Regions from separate parts of the Mus musculus genome. Here region 1 is linked to region 2. The links are chromatin contacts, found by POLR2A ChIA-PET in ENCODE. All regions are on one chromosome and are shown on one strand. The core of a region is the stretch at or near the end of the contact, and the rest is flanking DNA. Distances in the headings are between cores, read along the strand shown. Region 1 has its middle 37 kb from the start of Mrps18a. Region 2 has its middle 7.8 kb from the start of 4930542M03Rik.

The links. ChIA-PET counts read pairs that join two places held with the same protein, here RNA polymerase II (POLR2A).
Region 1: POLR2A ChIA-PET joins it to region 2 with 11 read pairs in embryonic stem cell. The contact joins two enhancer-like sites. POLR2A ChIA-PET finds 5 or more read pairs at or near these places in 3 of 5 experiments (Patski and embryonic stem cell).

The regions. Positions count from the first base shown.
Region 1 is chr17:46,072,186-46,076,039 of GRCm38, forward strand. No RefSeq gene overlaps it. Among named protein-coding and RNA genes, the nearest start is that of Mrps18a, 37 kb to the right of the region's middle. Within about 2 kb of position 1,891, at least 1 of the 3 ENCODE cell types and tissues checked has a DNase peak (open chromatin) inside an H3K27ac peak, as active enhancers do.
Region 2 is chr17:45,871,741-45,875,578 of GRCm38, forward strand. No RefSeq gene overlaps it. Among named protein-coding and RNA genes, the nearest start is that of 4930542M03Rik, 7.8 kb to the right of the region's middle. Within about 2 kb of position 1,936, at least 1 of the 3 ENCODE cell types and tissues checked has a DNase peak (open chromatin) inside an H3K27ac peak, as active enhancers do.

The DNA.
Region 1 (3,854 bases), core at 641-3,140, 200 kb after region 2:
CAGTTCTCTCCTCTACTGTGTGGGTTCCAGGAACTGAACCCAGGTCGTCAGGCTGGGTGGCAAGCCCCCTTCACCCACTGAGCCATCTCAGTGGCTCCCGAAAGGCGCCTCCTTTCCAGAAACATTTCTCTAAAGCCTCTAAAGCATCAGTGGGGGCTTGGGGGATGTGAATAAGATGAAGTCCCTACCCATGACATCTACACGGCATCATCCCATCCATCCAGCAGTGTTCTGAGCCATCTGGGAGACAGATGTGGAGCACATGAGGACATAAGTAGATCTCTGTTTTTATGACCCAGACCCTCAGGCTCATATTTGAGGATGCTAAGATAGATGTGGCTAGACTACGTCTGCCATTTACATTTGAGCTCAGTACCTACCCTCTCTGGGCTTCTGTTTGCTCTGACAGCTTTCTTGTCTGCCTGGCTGTGTGTATGTGAGGGTTGACACACCGAGAGTGCCATCTCAGGTGTTCTGGTTGTTCTACGTCAGCACCTAGACAGGTCGTCAACACACAGACAGTGCAGAATAGAGTGGTGGAGACCCAAGTCATCCTGGGAGCACGGAGAGGAGCGTCACAGTGCCAGGTGCCACTCAGCCAGAGAAAAAAGAGGGGTTGGACACAGATTCCCTCCCCACTTTATCTAGCCCTGCTTCTCTGGTACCCACTGGCCGCCCACAAGGAAAGTATCTCTCTAAGGGATAGCATAGGTGGGTAAAGGTAAAAACAAAAACAAACAAACAGAACCAGACCATGGTCTGAGGATGGAGCTCAGTGGGTTGAGCTCTTCCCTGGCAGTCAGAAAGCCCTGGGTTCGATCGCCAACATATAAACCAGGCATGGTGGACCACAACGTATGTAATCTCAGAAGTTGAGAGATGGAGGCAGGAGGTCCTCTGAGTTTCATGCTGTGGGATGTATGCACCACACGCATCATACACACACACACACACACACACACACACGCGCGCGCGGCAAATAAATAAAAAATAAATAGAATATAAAAACGTAAACCCCATCTCTCTTCATCAAAGATACACTCGTGGCCGTGGACCCACCCCTCACCAGGGCGGGCAAGACAGTGCCATGCCTTTCTTAGTCATGTCTTCCAGGGCCCTTGCTCTCCGAAGTGCCTGTGGCATCTGTGAGATGGTATAGGTAGGGGACAAAAAAAGCAAGGGCAACTCCCATTCAAATCCCTTCCTGGACCCTTTAGTTCCATGTCCCTGAGCGACCCTTTTGTCAGCCCCATGGAGGGAGGGCAAAGACTCCCCCTTCCAGATGGGTCCAGGGAGGCAAGAAGAACCTACATCATTCTTAGGCACTTGGCTCAAAATGGTAGTGAGCTGACAGGGTTAGAGAAACTGGACGGGCAACATTAGCGTTTGCCCTTTAACCTTTCCCCTCATTCTGCTTCACACATAGGTGTGCGGGGAAAGCCTAGTCCACAGAGACAGGGATGTAGGTCTCCAGTGGCTAGAGGAAGGAAAGACAGATACTGCTGCATAGAAGAAAGACTTGAATCTGAGGTAAGAGGTGCAGGTCTGCAGGACAGATAGGTGGAACTGGCAGGAGAGTTAGCTCTTGGAAAACACCGAGGGCAGGGCGGAAGTCAGCCGGTTCTCCACCCGTCACAACAGCATGCTAACATGGGACCATTCCTTGTCTACTAGTCTCTCCCCAACACCACCTGACCAGGCAGCCCCATTCCCAGTCCTGTGCCCACAAGGACCAGGATGTGGGCAATGCAAGCCAGACAAGCCCTGACGTAGACAGCCCCACGACCCCCAAACGCAGCCTCCTCCACAGCCGTAAGTCAAATAGTCCTTGTGGTTTGGCCACCAGCCAAGCGCCCACACCCCAGCTCACGGGACCGCAAACTTCCCTGTTGCATCAGGTTACACAGCGCGTGCACACAAGCCGGGAGCTTGTTACACAACCTTGGTGCGCGCGCTCGACACCCACACCCTCCGGGTAGCCTGCGGGTCACACAGAGGAAACCGCAGCCTTGTGTGTATAGGGCACAGGCTCTATTCCAGACTTTTGGCATCCAGACCCGGAGGATGGACGGGTAGAGAGTGTGTGTTTGGGGGAGGGAGGTGGGGTAGGGTGGGGTGGGGTGAAGACTCCTGGCTGGGAGCCAGGGGCTGGGAGCTCTCCCAGTGCCTTGCTTGCTATGGAACCTCAGGAGCTCACATTTGGGAGCCTGCTTCCTTCCTTCTACCACGACGGTCCAGATGTCCCCACCCTCAGTGCGAGTTAGTTTCCTCAAACCCCTACCAACCTTTCTTTTTTAATGAAAGCAGAGACGGGGCGTTAGATGAGAGGACTTCTAAATGAGCTTTTCTTATTTTATTACACACATTAGTTTTAATCTGGTCAGTTCTCCCATCATGTGTGTTCTGGGTCTTGCACTTCAGTTGGTCAGACCTGGCATGAAGCACCTTTGCCCTCTGAGCCATCCCACCTGTCCTAAGGGGGCCTTTTCTGTTGGAACTCTTCCAGAAGAACTGAGCCCCTCTGTCAAGCTTAGGGAAGGAAATTTTCTTCTGTGCACTTTTTTAAATAATAATTTTTATTAGAATACAATTACATCATTCTCTGTGCACTTGTTCTTTGCATTATCTTAGAGGAAACATGTTTCACTCTACTTTATAGTAAGTGGGGGAGGGGTGCAGTTGAGACATGAACCTCCCTAGGACCCACATGCCCTCTAACCCAGATAGGACTGTAAACTGGTGTTTCGCTAAGCATTTGTGGCAACACAGGTGCAGATAAACTCAGGGGACCTTGATAAAATGAGGTTTACACGTTTCCTATCCTTGGTTACCAACCTGCTGAGCCAGAACAAGAAGAGAGATGCCTTGGGCCCAGGTGGCTTCTATAGAAGGCATCCCTAGAGACTTTCCAGGTCCTGCTGGAAGCTGGGCTCAGTAGGCCATGAGCTCAGGCAGCTGTGGAGGCCTACAAGGACATCAGGGCCAGATGACCAAGATAGTCACTTTCAACTACATGAGGCAAACCTCAAGCACCTGTCCAGAACTGGTCCTGCACCCTGGCTATGCAGACAGGTAATGATGCAAGAGGCCCACTACCTTGCTAAAGTTACTTAGATCTGCAGTGACCCCTGCTGGCTCTAGGCAAATCAGCCATCTGGCGAGAAGGCCAGGCCCTCCTGTCCCCTCTCCACCATCTATCTGCCTTTCTGTCATGCTCCGCATTAGCTTTGACCCAGCCCCGTCAGGATTCCCCCATGACCACACCCCACTAACAGGGTCTCCCTTCTTCCTTCCATCCCTATAGGCAGAATATTGCCTATAGGCAACATGTTACTGAGTTCTGGGGCCAGTCCTGGGGATGTAACTACACAGGACTCAAGGGCAGTCAACCCTGGAAGATCAAGGCCACCACACTAATAGCAAACCTTCCTCGACTTTCCCAGGAAGGGAGCCAACCCCTTATGGTAGATGATCCCTAAGAAATAAACACCATCCCTATATCAGCCCAGTTCTCAGGAGGGAAACTGAGGCACATACTTTTTTTTTTTTTTTCAAAAATTAAGTAATAAAGCAAATGGCAAGTCTCGGCTTGGAAACTACTAAGCCACCACCAACTATGCCAATTTCCCACTAGCTTGTCCCAAGGGCACCTCTAGTATTCAAAGTACAGTCTTATCTGCCCCATGCTCACCGCTTTGGGAAAGGGTGACTCAGTAGGCCTTGCCCATGCCCTTCAGAAATGGCCCTGTCATCTACATGTGATTGTCATTGAACTCTTTCTTGGAAACCTACAGATTTCATTTTTGTGCCTGGGACTCGCCCTCCTCAATAAAAGCAGCTTAGCTGGAGCTGAC
Region 2 (3,838 bases), core at 686-3,185:
ATAGAACCCTGGAGGGCTTCTAGAAGGAGGTGTCACTGGCTCGAGGTTCTAAAAGCCAAACCTGAATTTATCAATTGCCCACAGAGCCAGGGAATGGACATTTGGAACAGCTTGTGCCAAGGCACAGAAATGCAGCCTAGCCTGGGGTGTGCTGGGACTAGTCCAACTGACTCCGGGTAACCGGGCGACATAGATAATTGGTTGGGAAGGGAAGTGGTTGGGCTAAGATGGGTTGGAAAACCTGCTAAGCCTTGGCACTTCGAGCTGGGTCTTTCTACCTACCGCGTTTAAGCAGGAGAGAGCGTGGTCAACATTTAGCAAGGTGTCTGATAAGGAGATAGGAGGCCTCTGTAGTCAGGCAGAGGACAGACAGGGCTGGGGGCCAAGAGAGGGTAGTGCCAACTGAAATGGCAACACACTCCCTGACCCTTACTAGGTGTCCTGTTTCCTTAGTTTGTTGAGGAGACGGGGTCCACAGAGTTAGAGACCCCGGAGTGACTGAGGGTGTTTGGTGGCTCAGAGGCAGCTGCCTTCTCTCTCCTGCACTCAGAACGCCACTCTGCATAGCCAAACGGTGTTCAAAGAAAGTTTGCTACTGGGCAATTGCTTCAGCTCTGTGGTTTTCCGTTCAAGAGAGAGCCGAGTTCATTGAACTTTAGGGCAGCTGTTCCCTGGTCTTCTCTCCACAGCAATAATACAGTTAATGGGATTATTTCCTGCACACAAGATCAGGGCTGCTAAGAAAACACGGCGAGGGCTGTTTGCAGAGGCCAGGCTGAAAGGCAAGCTCACGGCAGGAGGAAGAACGGGGCGGGATTCCACACGGGCTCAGGTGGAGCGATGCCATCCACCTCCGTTTGCCTTGCCTTCCATATGCCTTGCCCTCTGCCTCACTAGTCTGTGATTCACAGATTTCTCAGGGCTACCGGCCCAGTTCCCTGACCTCTCAGGTGCCAGGTTAGCCAGCGGCCGCCCGGGTGCAGAGGGATGTCCAAGAGCTCGTGGGACACATGTCCTTGTAAATGGGGTCAGAGATTCAGCAAGGGGCTATAGATGAGTGGGTAGCTTGTCTTGGGGTCACACGGCCAGTTGCGATAAGACCTGGCTCGGAGAATGGGGCATGGGAAATAGGAAATTACTGGCCGTGGTTATTTAGCTAGCTAGTAGTCTGAAGTGGGGAAACTGAGGTTTGAAGAAATGAAAGGGTTTGCCTAAGCACCAACAGTCCAGAGGTGGTAAAAATTTAAGATGGGCCCCAGGAGAGGTCTCATCTCTCATTAAATCTGAGGTCCCCCCACCAACCACCATCCCCCATCTCTTCTTAGAAGCTACCGTGGATCACCCCCTGTTTGCTGAGTCTCAATACCTGCCCCCCTCCCGCCCCCGACTGGTGGCTCCTGCCTCTCTGCTGGGGATGTGTGTGTGTGTGTGTGTGTGTGTGTGTGTGTGTGTGTAATTTAGATCTTATCACTCCAGCTCCCAGAGACAGATTTTCACCTGGTCCATCCCAAATCCCCACCGTGTGCACAGGTGCATAGGTGGGTGGGGCCAGAGGACATTCCAGGAGCCAGGAGACAATGGCGGGGGTTAACAGGGCCATCCTCTTTCACACCTTTGATTCCTCCAGCTAGTAAATCATTCTCCCAGCCCACACAAAGCCGTCTTTGAGAGTAGGTCTAGTCCCTGCACCCCATCCCACCCCAGAGTCCTGTGCCGCGGGTAGGCAGAGGCTACTCAGGTCGCAGAGTGTCCGGGAGTGTGACAGGTCCTGAGTTCTCTGCCCCCACCGGCATGGGGATCAGGTTACCCCATTTAATCCCTGCCCCTCCATCCACCCTCTTTCTGCCCATTGTAATTTATAATGGAGGCATGATGATGCAACCTGCTAATTACATTGCTGGATTTCCAACACATCCCTGTTTCTCTGACTCAGGCGGCGGGGCAGGAGGAGCAGCCGGCTCTGCTTTGTGGCTTATCAGGACCGGGTTATTCAGCTCACACCCGACCCGCCTCCCCCAGCCTCCTGTCTTTGTTAGCCAGAGCTTGCATCACCTCCCGCTTTCCATTTCTCCGGAATTTTTTTTTTTAACGGCTCTTTTTTTATGAGCCGCTCCATCTTGTTAGCTAATGAATGACTGTGGGCCAGCCGTGAGCATTGCTTTGTGCCTCTATTAAATGTTACACGATCGCAATTATAAGCTAACAAGGGACAGCTAATGATAATAATAATAAAGAAAAAAGATAATCTATTTTGTGGCCTGGGGGTAGACATGCGACTCACTGCCTGGTTCCCCGGGCTGAATAATTCAGAGCCTTGGGGGAACCACAGGCTGGACAGGCCATCAAAGCCTGGGGGAAGGAGGGGAGGATGGCCGCTCCGGGCCTGTTAAGAGCATGGCAGGCAGGAGAGCAATGGTGTTACCTCTAAACTTCTGGAGCACCCTCCCCCCCAACCCCCATGAAGGAATCCAGGTTCCTACAGGCAGGTGTCTGGTTTGTTGTGGTTGTCCCTCTGAGTCTGTCATTGCCCTAAGCCCCTCTCCACAGTGAGGCAGAGCGGGCTTGTACCGGCACATGGGGGAGGGGCGTCACACCACTGTTGTCCTTTCTGTGGTGGCTCAGATCTCTCTTTACCACCCATACCCCACGCAGCAGGATGTGAGGGCAAGGAGAAGGAACTCCATGGGATGGCAAGATGGCGTCGGCTCCTGAAGCCCCGAGGACTTGAGCTGGATCCCCAACTCCCATAGCAGAAGGACAAAACTGACATCTGAGGGTTGTCCCCTAACTTCCACCATTTAAAAATGAAACTCTTGGGTTCTGATGTAGGCAAGTTATACGCTCCTTGGGCCTAGGTTTCCCCTTCTCATACTGGCGTCCCACGTGCACTGCGGTTGCCTTCCCCGCTCCACAGCGCCAAGGCTGTGCCACTCATGGTTGGCATTGCTTTCAGTAGGTGCTCAATCCATGTTCCATGAGTAAGTGGCTGAGACTAGGCTGGGGAGGTAGCTCGATGGGTAGACTCCCCAGCACATACAAAGGCCAGCCTTAGCCATCAGCACCACATAAGCCTCTGCTAACCCCAGCACTAGGGAGCTGGGAACAGGAGGACCCTAGGTTCTCAGTCACCCTCAGTGACCTAGTGGCTGTTAGTCTGAGCCACCTGAGACACTGTATTTAAAAAGAGTAGCTGGAATTAAATTTTCTCCAGGTGACCTGGGATATTGGGCTTATTTCTAGGTGCCTCCCATATGATACTTGATATATTTATCCATCTTCTGTTGCTATCACAAAATACCTAAGACTGGGTACAAAGGTATTTCATATAGAAAAGAAGTTTATTATAGAAGCTTGCAGCTCTAGAGACTCAGATTGGCTTTTGTTAGGAGCTCATTGGAGATGGTATCCCATTGATATGCAGTGATGTGTGTAGAAGAGATTATACAGAAGTCGAGAGACCCGGGGACCAGGCTAGCTCTTTTCAACAGCCTCTTCTTGGTGTGAACTTACTTGCTCCTTGAGACCAGCATCAATCCCTTCTGGCACTAGTGACTACCTTCAAACTATAGCACCAGACATCTTCCCATTAATGTTGCCGGGGAGGCCTTTTTAAACTCCGTTTTAAAGCAGAGGTTTAAACTGGGGTTCCAAGAGCTTAGAGCTAAAGCCTGTTAGTGTTGGAGCTGGACCAAGATGTCTACCCATGGGCTCTCGACCAACAGCTGAAGCAGGTTGAGAGCTTTGCCCAGGCTTCTCGTGCCCTGGCTGCAGTAGGCAGGCGACCGCAGGCTGGGCGACAGAAGGAACAACCACTGGAAGGCACCACTGAAGAGCACCT